2 separate regions of the Mus musculus genome follow, and region 1 is linked to region 2. The links are chromatin loops, found by intact Hi-C in ENCODE. Cell type or tissue: heart. All regions are shown on one strand. Links, peaks and the distances in the headings refer to the core of each region. The heading gives the core; the rest is flanking DNA. Region 1 overlaps Pacrg (PARK2 co-regulated). Region 2 overlaps Pacrg (PARK2 co-regulated).

Evidence for each region. Hi-C counts contacts between places; a loop is a spot of excess contacts. Peaks named below come from ENCODE experiments on the same cell type or tissue, not always from the same donor. Only the 100,000 strongest peaks of a DNase experiment are listed, where the experiment ranks them.
Region 1: it touches region 2 in a loop (2.4-fold over the local background); 4 of 42 quality-filtered maps call a loop at or near these places.

What each region holds. Positions count from the first base shown.
Region 1 is chr17:10,410,967-10,416,349 of GRCm38, forward strand. The region is part of intron 4 of Pacrg (PARK2 co-regulated); the gene reads right to left. Among named protein-coding and RNA genes, the nearest start is that of Gm39565, 42 kb to the left of the region's middle. In heart, for the core only: a CTCF peak has its summit at 2,469; a DNase peak (open chromatin) is centred at 3,645; H3K27ac peaks cover 4,357 bases.
Region 2 is chr17:10,468,127-10,473,509 of GRCm38, forward strand. The region is part of intron 4 of Pacrg (PARK2 co-regulated); the gene reads right to left. The region is part of intron 1 of A230009B12Rik (RIKEN cDNA A230009B12 gene); the gene reads left to right. Among named protein-coding and RNA genes, the nearest start is that of A230009B12Rik, 15 kb to the left of the region's middle. In heart, for the core only: a CTCF peak has its summit at 5,229; no DNase peak of the experiment used is centred there; H3K27ac peaks cover 3,181 bases.

The DNA.
Region 1 (5,383 bases), core at 230-5,229, 57 kb before region 2:
TGTCCCACTCTTCGCCTCTCTCTCTCTCTCTCTCTCTCTCTCTCTCTCTCTCTCTCTCTCTCTCTCTCTCTCCTGACACTGAAGCTGGGTGTCCCACACTCTGCTTCTCCCTGACATGGGAGCTCTGACATGGGAGCTGTGGACGAAAGCAGGAATCAGCTGAGCCATTACCCCTGAGGGCTCCAGAAGGGCCCCTGTGGATGGTGGACATTACTCATGGAACTGCAATGTGATGGGTGGTGGCTAACAGCCAGTTTAGTACCCAAATTTTCACCCCCTAGACAAGGGATGCTTCTAAACAGCTGTCATTTTTCAACAGCAGCATAACATTACTTGTCTAAGGTCCGGTGTTGGGGGAGGAGGCACTGGGCCCAAGGAACAAATTCCGCAGTAACAGGCAATGTAGGGAGAATCTGGGACGAGTAGGGGGAGGGGGAAAATGACCAGCATATATTGTATGAAAAATTTCAATTAGAAATAAAATAAAATTCTCTGTAACTTAGCAGCTGTTTACCTCAACCTTAGTCATGGCCTCTGTTTAAGAAATGGATGTGCCTTCAGCCTCTCACCCTACTGCAGCCCTTTATACTGTTTCAATATCACTGTGGACAGGTGCTGCGCAAGGACAGCTCTCCAGCAGACAGCTCCTACCAACACAGCAGCATACGTTTCTTCAAAGCAATCCACAGACCCCGGCAACACCAAGTTCAGTTTTTAAGTCAAGTTCTAAGAAAACTTGAAGCGAACAAATGTTTACCAAATTAATTCTAGTCAGGCAAGAGAACACTGTCAAAATTTAAATTATTTGTTGACACACATGTTGTCTGGGTCCATGATTTCAATGTCTGTAAGGTTTATTAGTCCTTAGTACAGCATAACTCATAACTTTTTTGAATGTCCAGTTGAAAATGATTTGGTCAAGACGACAACAACAACAACAACAACAACAAAAGGCAAATTAGAATCTTCATTGATTAATGACTGCTTTGATTTGGATGTCATACTGAGAGAAAAATATAGGTGAAATTACTAGTTTATCCCTGTCTGGAATGAACATACCGATAGAGGCTACAGTCAGGGGAAGGGGCAGAGTGAAGGCTTTTGAGGTGAGAACTGATCTCTCTATGATCTAGTGAGCAGATGCATCAAGAAAGATGCAGAGCATTACGAATTCTCTACATCTGCTGAGCACTTGCTGCCTCAGGATGGAGTCACGACAGCAAGAGCACAGGGCCTCTTAGGCAGCAAAGGTCTTGTGAAACAATAGCTGTATGAGCCAAAGACTACTCTCTCTTCCCTCCAAGGAAAGGAGAAGCCATGTCCAGGCGGGTTGGACAATCAAAGTGACGTAAGCCGTAGGTGATGGTATGGTACTGAAAGGGGGGGATAGAGCAGGACCCTGTTATGTGTGAGAAGGAAGAAAGAGGGGTGTCACTTGTCACCACAGGAGGGCTGGAAGGGTGCAGAACACTGCCTCCCCAGTACAGCGGGGTGTCAGCCCCATAGAGTAGGCGCCTTGACTCCAGGGAGGCGCCAGGTGAGGAAGGCAGCCAGCAGGTACTGGACTCGATGCCAGCAGGTACTGGATTCGATGCAGCTGGATTGCCCAGCATCTCCCATGGGGGGCACCAGCACATGGCATCATGCCTGTGAGAGGGGTGGTCATGCTCGCTTTCCTTCATCATGAGCAGGATGACAAAGTCAGGGGTCTCAAGCACTTTTTTTCAGTGCTGAGGATCCATGGTCAACCCGTGGGGAACTGCAACGTTAGTTTCACATTTAATCTTCTCATCCTTATGAGAACTTATTAGGGTTTATGTGTCTTACTCACAGATGAGGGACGTCTGGGGCTTTTGGTGTAAATGGGGGAGATTGTGGCTGCTTGGCGAGGCTTGCCTAGAGGATCAGGCGGGAAGCTGAGAAGTAGGGACCTTCTAAGGGGGCATACTGGCCTTTCAACAGCTTTCAAAACAGACACAGAAGGCCACAGGAAAGTCACAAGTGTTGGTGACCTTTCTGAATCACATTCAAGCTTTCCAGTCTTCATGAAGATGGGGAGGCCATGGTCTTCCTATGAGATGCTCAGCAGGACACTCCCATGCTATGCGTAATCTCCAGGTGGAAGGAGAAGGCCAAACAACCACTGAACAATCTCTCCTTTTCCAAAGGGAAAAGTTTGATTATCCCAGTGACTTTGTTAGCAGCCTTTGCTCCAGAAAACTTAGATCTGCATGGAGCTTGTAATTAATATTTAAGTTTAGCTTGATTAAATTTCTCTCGGAGATACTTGGTCATTTCTTGTCATCTTGATAAAGACTAACACAAATGCTTTTTTTGTTTGGAAGAACTTACAGAAGCCTACTCGGGAATGTTGCAAAGTTGCTGGGATAATTTTAGCTGCCTGTGGACTGTCTAGGTGAGCCTGCATGGCAAAGGTTAGCACCACCTTCCGTTTCAACACAACACCACAACACAACCACCACTTCTTAGTCTTGTGGTTTTGTTTTCTTTTCTGTAACTGAGGCTTTCTAAAAGATGCTATTCTCAAATCAAGTAGTAGTCTGAGTTCTCCAAAATTTGATTTCACATGTTATGGTCCTTACAACTTTTGTCTAGTGCTGGACAAAGAGCTTCATTGCTAAAGTCCATCCTTCCAAGCATGAGGGCCAAAGCATCCTCCCAACCTGCCCCATCCAGAACCCACTCAAAAGAGCCAGGTATGGTGGCATGCTCTTGCAGTTCCGACCTTGAGGAGACAGAGATATAGGTGGATCCCTGAGGCTCATCAGGCAGCTGAGCCTGCTTTGTGAGCCCCAGGCATGTGAGAGACCCTGTCCCTAAAAGAATAAAAAGCAAAAAAGTAGATGGCACCTTTGGAATGGAACTGGGTGGTTGTTCTTGGGTTTCCGTGTGTGTGTGTGTGTGTGTGTGTGTGTGTGAGAGAGAGAGAGAGAGAGAGAGAGAGAGAGCACGTGTGCACCCACATGTGCACACACAGACAAATAAATGTAGAAGAAGCGTTCATTTACATAATGATCTCAGCTCCCAAGCCATCTTGTACCCTGTATAAGGGTGCCGTGTGAGGGAATCTGCAGGTGACAGCCTGCCTCCAGGCACAAAGCCCAGAGCTAAAGACTTGTATGGTGTGATGCACGATTTGTTCTACTTTAAAAAATTAAATAAATGCTCTCCGTGATTGTGCTGGCACGAAGAAGCCGTGTTGTGCTGCCCCAGTCTTTCTATAGGTTAGGCTTTGCTTGGATATGCGGGCTACATCTCAGCTTGCCTGAAAGATCTACTCTTTGAAAGTTCTGAAATGAATTTATGAGTACAGAATTTGAATAGATTTCCAAGCCATTAGCCAGAAATTTTATAGAGTGGGAATAGTTCTCATCAAATGAGCTCAATTAATGCAAAAAAATTATATATTTAATGAACAAATCAAAGCAATCTGCTGTGCTAAACTGAGCTAAGTGCTGTAAACGGGACAGAGCTAACACCCTCTAGCCATTCCTAAGTGTCTCAGTTAAAAATAACCTTGAACTATCTTTCAAAGCTCTGGCGATCAACTTTTATCAGCTTTCACGTAGGTAAGTTAAATGTGGCAAGGGACATTCACCAAGTGTCTGGGGCTTGCATAGCAACGGACTCACCAGTGTCCAAAGTTTTGATTGGACTCACCAGTGTCTGCAGCTCTGCTGAGTCTAATCAAAACTTCTTGAGGACATGCATGCATACAGACACACAGAGACAGACAGACAGACAGACAGACAGACAGACAGACAGACACACATACACACACACACACACACACACAGAGAGAGAGAGAGAGAGAGAGAGAGAGAGAGACTGTAAAGGAAAATTAATATGTGACCATTTAATTTGCCAGAGCAAAGTTGGATTTGCACAAGAATGGACACCAGAGCTTGTTGGAAGTGCTGATAAGTGGAACATGCTGACGTGTGAGACTTTTGAAAAAAGAATGTTTGTTTGCCTGGCTTACATTTTTATCTCCTGAAATTCTTGAGTTTAGCATACCCGGTTGCTTTTTTTTCTGAATCAGGACTCTGTCCAGATGAGTGGGGACAGAGACAGCACAGTAACAAAACGATGGTTTGGGGGACAGTCAAGAGGATGCAGGCCGACTTGCTGTTGACCCTGCATAGCCTGCTACCAATTCGCTCTGACAGAAACAGCCTTGATGCTATATCCACAGGATGGAGGCAGTGAGGAGTAAGAGTCTGCAGGTTGTGTCTTTAGCGCTATCAAAGCCCATTGAAACATGTTGGTCATTATAACTGCATGCACACTACTCCTTCATCACGGCAGATTATCCATAATGTAACTTTCCTCTTGAATGGGCAGGGAGAGACCCCAGTGAGCACTGTGTAGTCTACATTTTACCCTAGTGTTTGATAAAAGAGGCTCATTCTACCACTTCAGAGGGTCACAGTGATGTTAAAACATGGCGTTGGATCATGATGGAGTCAAGAGCAGTGGGGTCAGGACATGTGTGATCACCTACAGGACACACTGTCACTAAGCTGCAGATTGTCTGCAGCCCAGGTAGTCATGGTCCCTGACGGGAGGATTTCACGTGTCAATAGTTTCTAGCTTAAGCTTATACTCAGTAATTTCCTCCTCTTCCTCCAGACCCTCGGCAGTCCTGGTGTCTAAGTGAATGACCTTGTTTTCCCACTGTGGCAGGCAGGATTGGGTAGATGAAAGTCAATAGTTCTGTGCTGTGCCATCACTAAGTCTTGACTTTTCGAATCTCAGGAACATGTTTTGCTATTGTTATTTCCTCTATTGCTGCTTCTCTCTGAGAGTTGCCATTCTAGCAAATCAACTGGAAAATGTGGAGTTTCCTTTCATCATGACCATGATGTGGGGGCCTCAAATTATTCAGATAGCATCTTGTGGCATTCCTGTGGGGGCTTAGTGCCTGCAAAACGATTCCCTTCTTTATTGTTTTTGAGGAGAGATAGCTAAGTGGCTGTTAATAGTCATACTGTAAATCTAATTTTATGTAAGACAATGAGATGGGTTGGGGAAGACGGACCTTGCCTGATGTGGACAACAAGAGGGAGAGATGTCCAGATGGGGAGGGTATGAGCCTGAGTCTCTGTCCCATCTCTGAGATAAGGTCAACTTGAGAAGATACAATCCCACTTCATATAGCACCATTAAGATCTCTGCCTGTACACGGATTGCTACTTTGACCTGGGTGTCTGAACCAACTCTTCCGTCATGCCTAGAGTCACTTGCAGAGCAGGCTCATGGCTCTGAGGATAGAATGGCCTGGCAGATGAGCACAGCGGTTGGGCAGTTATTATGCCTCATGACCTGTCAAGTCAGATCAGGACAATTACAAGCCCCATCA
Region 2 (5,383 bases), core at 241-5,240:
CATGGCAGCTTTAGATCCTTCCGATTTAATCCTGTCCTACTTAGCCCTGGTAAGTAGGGAGGGCTAAAAGCTACTCTCTCTTTTCCTGGTGGCAATACATTGACTCCAAAACCTGAGAGACTTATCTCTAATGTACACAGTGCTCTTGAATATTATACACCCTTCACTGAATTAAAGGGATTTTTGGAGCACACGGCAAGAAAAATATACCACAGGCAAATTAAAAAGGTTATTTACTGAACACATAGGTAGGATAATAGGGAAAATTTATAGACAGAACCAATTAAAACTGTGATAATCAGTCAAGACTACACAGCTTAGACTGGGAGGTGGCAGAGGGGGTGTCTATAAGTAGTCTTATTTGATGTTAGAGGCCACTGTTGAGGCAAGAGCTGCTACTTTCTTAGGCCAGAATTAAGGGTAGTGATATAAATGCCAAACTTTCCCATTAGAGCATAGAGCAAGACAAGATGTCAACCGTTGCCATGACTACTTAAAAGAGCTATTGATGTGGGACTTAAAAGAACTTATACCCTACAGAGGTAGAGGTTTCTGGGAGTTGCTGGTCAGAGGACACAACAGTTCAGACAGGAGGAGCGGATCCAAGGGATTTATTTTAACACACACATGGTGTCTATACTTGATAATACTTTATATTTTTAACAATTTGTAGTTGTATTTTCTTTTATGTGTTTGAGTCTTTTTGCTTGTATATATGTATGTATGTATGTATATATGTATGTATGCATGTATGCACACCATGTTCTTGTCTGGTGTTGTGGAAGCCAAAGAGGGCACCAATTCCCCTGGACCTGGAGCTACAGGGAGTTGTGAGCCACGTTGGAAAGGGAACCCAGATTTTCTACAAGAGAAACTACAGTGCTCTTAATTCTTGGTTGTCTCTGTAAAAATGCTGGTTAGGTGTGATATGTGAGTTGGGAACCAGCTGTGCTTCTGTGTCCTCTGTTTCCTCCCTTGGGGTATCCAGACACTGCTGCACCAGGCTGGGAGAATGAAGCAGAGTGCAGACCTAGTAGGTGTCAGTGGGATCCCTGTGGAGTTGGGGATGAGTGCAGGAGGTGGGGGGTTGGGGTAGGAGAGTGGGGGAAGAGGGGAGGAGGCTTTCTCTGAGGAAGGCCTTTTCTGAGGATTTTGGTATTGCAGTTCTTTTCAATAATACCAAATGAAACTGCTATATATGAGTCTTGGGGAATAGGAAAGAGTTTACAGAGCGACTATAAAAGCATTGGCTAGAGTTTAAAGTACCGTGAATGCCACATTTGGATGGAGGGCATTCCAAGAATCCCAGATCCTCATCACCGGGAGAGAGGAAGCTGAATTTGTAGGTTTGTCGAAGACTATGTGACATCCCTCAGGTATTAGATTGCTCCCTAGATCAGGCAGAGAAGAGGAAGTCCTGCCATTTTGCCCTGAGCTCAGAGGAGCTATCTGGACATGGTGGACTACCACCTTAGTTAGCAAGTACAACAATTGGGTGTACAATGTTTTCACAATATTTGGTCATACATACATAGAGATATATATTCAAAGATCACCTTGTACATAGTGAACAAACAGAAATTTATCTGTCAATAAAAATTATTCTTGAATTAGTATCAATTGTATTAAATAAAAGAGATTTAAAAAAGGAAAAAACCAGGGGAGCTATTGTGCTAATTTCAAATTTCATGTTTAGTAGAAAATATCAATCAAGCAAATTATTATAAATAAGAGACTCCAATATACAGAAGATGCATGTGATAGCTGTGTGAGTGGTTATTAGTAAGAAAATTCAGTGGGTGGAGGGGACATAAGAATGTAGTTTACAGCAGCAAATGAGGTGCAAGGCAGGAGTGAGCATAGGAGACGTGGAACATGACACATAGAATGTTAAACCTTTCCAAGGCGCTCAGGAAAAGCTAAGACTACAACAGCAACTCAACCTGCAGTGTCTACTGAGCCTTTTTAGGAAACCAGAAAGTCCAGTTTCCAAGAGAGGAGAAACATGAGAAAAAACACTTGTGTGAACAACCTGAAGAGTCCTGAATAGGATATCAGTGAGAGGGGACCTCCCCTGGGGTGCTGACGACCCCACTGCCCAGAGGGTAGGCACTAGTCACCTATATGCAGCTATTCTAAAATTAAAATCATCAAAAGTAAGACAAAACCCTCATTTCCTCAGTGAACTAGCCACGCCTACAGGCTGAGCATGGGAGGGGCCATTACTGCATTGGACCAGGTAACAGAATGTTCCTGTTGCTGCCGAAGGCCCTGCTGGACACTGTTCTACTAAATGCTGTGATGTTACTGTGAACTGCCAACAGATTCTTGACTCATATGAAGAAGGGGACGTCAGTGGGCGATTATCTTGATTTGTTTTTTTTTAAACCGGTATAGGAAGACAGGCCCACTGTGGGCGGCCCCACTTCCTGGCTGAGATTCTGGAGTGTATGAAAGGGAGAAGGCGAATGAGTACATTCTCTCATCCCTCTCGGCCTCTTGGCTGAAGATTCATTATGGGCAGCTGCTTCCTGCCCTGCTGCCTTCATGGCCCATACCTTACTCTGTGAGCCAGAATAGACCCTTCCTCCCTGAAGATGCTTTTGTCAGGATATGTTAGCACAGCAACAGGAAAAACAAACGCTGATGACAAAAAGGCAGATGTTAATGATCAGAGGTTTGATACTGGAAGAAAACCAGCAAAGCACAGAACTGAGACCAGAGTTAGACCCAAATAATGTAAAATTTAGTACATATCTTAATTTCTATTGCTATGATGAGATGCCATGGGCAAGGCAACTTATAAAATAAAGAGTTTATTGGGGCTCACACTTTCAGATGGTTAAAGTCCATGCCCATCCCGGTGGGAGCACAGCGACAGGAGGACAGGCATGGTGCTAGAGCAGTAGCCGAGAGGGCACAGCTAGAGACAATGACTACAAGGCAGGGAATGATAAATGGGAATGGCATGGGCTTTTCTGAAACCTCAAACCCCACCTCCTCCAACAAGGCCACATGTCCTAATCCTTCCCAAATAGTTCTAGCAACTGCGAAGCAAGCATTCAGACATGTGTGCTGGCCGTTCTCATACAAAGTGCCACAGGCTGGCACCTTGTCTCTTGCTCTCCACTTCCCTGCTGCTCTCTAAGCGCTTTCCCTCATCTGGGCATGCTCTAGTCTAGATTCTCCCTGGGCTTTTCCTGCCTGGGTCATACTCCAAACATTTCTCCAAGGAACACTAGTCCTTTTGTGGAGAAGATGGTACTTGGAGGCCAAAAATCCAGTTACTAGATGTGCTCACTGCTACTGCATTTTCTGACCCTAGGTTCTCTCGGGGCAGAGGCAAGACATGGACATAGTGATAGCCATGCTTATTTCTGTATGTGCATTACAAATCATGAGTGCACACCAGTACCCAGTATCCCCAGGTCCAGGCCAGCGTGACAAGGTTTGTTCTGATTTTCTGTCTTTCTGCATTCTAATGTGCCATATTTGATGCTCTTGCCTCCAGTGTGTTAATGTCCATCACAGAGTCATGCATGGTACTGCTTTCTTACCACACACATGCCCTCTGAAATCCCTCGCTATGTTACCACAGTGCTCTATACTACATGGAGATCCTGACTGCCAGCCCACCTGGTGGCTTTGGACTAATTGTTGGGGACCAGAACAGTGCATATACATGCCTTTCCCAGGTTTATGGCAGATATTTCCTTAGTTTTTGTAATTTTGGACCAAGCTTGGGAGGACTGCAAAGCCAAGATATTCAAGCATTTGAACTGCTTTACAAGGTATCTCTTCCAGGGGACATGAGGATGCTACCTCTCACTGCTGTAAGAAATATTATACAAGGATAACGTTTCTGTCGATCATTGTGCTACGTGCAATTGTGCTGAGAATCATAGCAAGTTTTCTCTTTTTACAAACATTAACACTGCTTTGATAGACCTCTGGAGTCTGTCCCCTTACTCTCTATGACAGTGTCTTTATCTTGGGGAAGTACATCTGAAACCAAGAATGGATGTTTTCATTGAACCAGTGCTACAGATGAACACAGGCTTCTGGAACATTCCTGTGAAATGTGTGGCAGTTGGTAATTTGCACATGAACATTAAAGAATCACCACACTGCCTGGAGGAGAATTTCAAACTCTGTCAGAAAAAGGTCAATTCTAACTGTTGCTGTCATATGGCCATGTTGAGCCAAGGGAATTTAAAAGAACTGGATCAGTCTCTGGTTAGAACCTATCTTATAGGACCAGGAGGGAAAAAATTAGCATCCTTAAAGAGGACTCCAGTGGAGTGAGGGAGACGTTTATTAAGTCACTCTTACTCAAAGGGAGACATTTTCACATTTTATGAAACTTTGGATCCCTTTAAGGTCTGATTAAATGGGGCATAAAACTTCCCGGGCCTGGGAGACCTGCCCTGGGATGGATTACTTCTCTTCCCATGTGGCTAGTCCAGGATCCAGATAGTTGATGTTCATGTTCATTTAATATTCCTTTGTCATTATAATAAGGGGAAATTCTTATTTTTTCTTTCAGAAATTTAAGGTTGTATCAAGAGCACAAGCCAATTACTTTATTCATAGTGCAAGGAGGAACACACACACACACACACACACACACACTGATTGAGAGGCCCCAACTCAACTCACAACTGGGATCTGGACACTTGATGGCTGTTTAAAGTGTAGTAGCCAGTGTCCTCTCTCCAACATGTCCCTGTGGCATACACGGTCCACCTTAGGAAGGGTTCAAGCCTCCCTGATCAGGACAGGTAAGTCCTCAGCAAGTGCTCTGCCCTTCCTGGGGGTCTCTCATATTTCCAGCGGGTTGTCTTTTCTTCATATTCAAGAGTGACTGAAGACTCCTGTGTCATGGGCACTGTGTTCCGTTCTTGAAGGGCACTGTCCATTGTACCATAGACAAAACATTGGCACAAAGCTCTCTCAAATTCTTGTGTGGTTCGCTTGCAGGTACTTTGAAAGGTCTGTATTCCGCCACAGGTGTATTCCACTAAAGCAGGACAGATTCCACACCATGTGTGCATGCTCTGCTCTTCTGGGTCTGTTTGCTGCCTCTCCGACTGCTCTGGTATCTTCAATGAGATCTTAAAACTACATGGAAGATTGAGCTGTGACACCAATGACCTCAGCGAGCATGGCTGCCGTGATGGTGGTCCTATGGGGAACATTTGCCAACAACTGAGTGACTCAGGCCTGGCTGCAGAGCCAAGGTCCTCCAATAGGCATGTGGGCTGGATGCCAGAGGAGACTTCGCTCAGGGACATGGCACATTTCTCATGGAATGGATTGCTGATTTCAACCAGCCACCTCAGCCCTGCTAACTGCTGACTTCTGACTTTCTCTAAATGAGAAA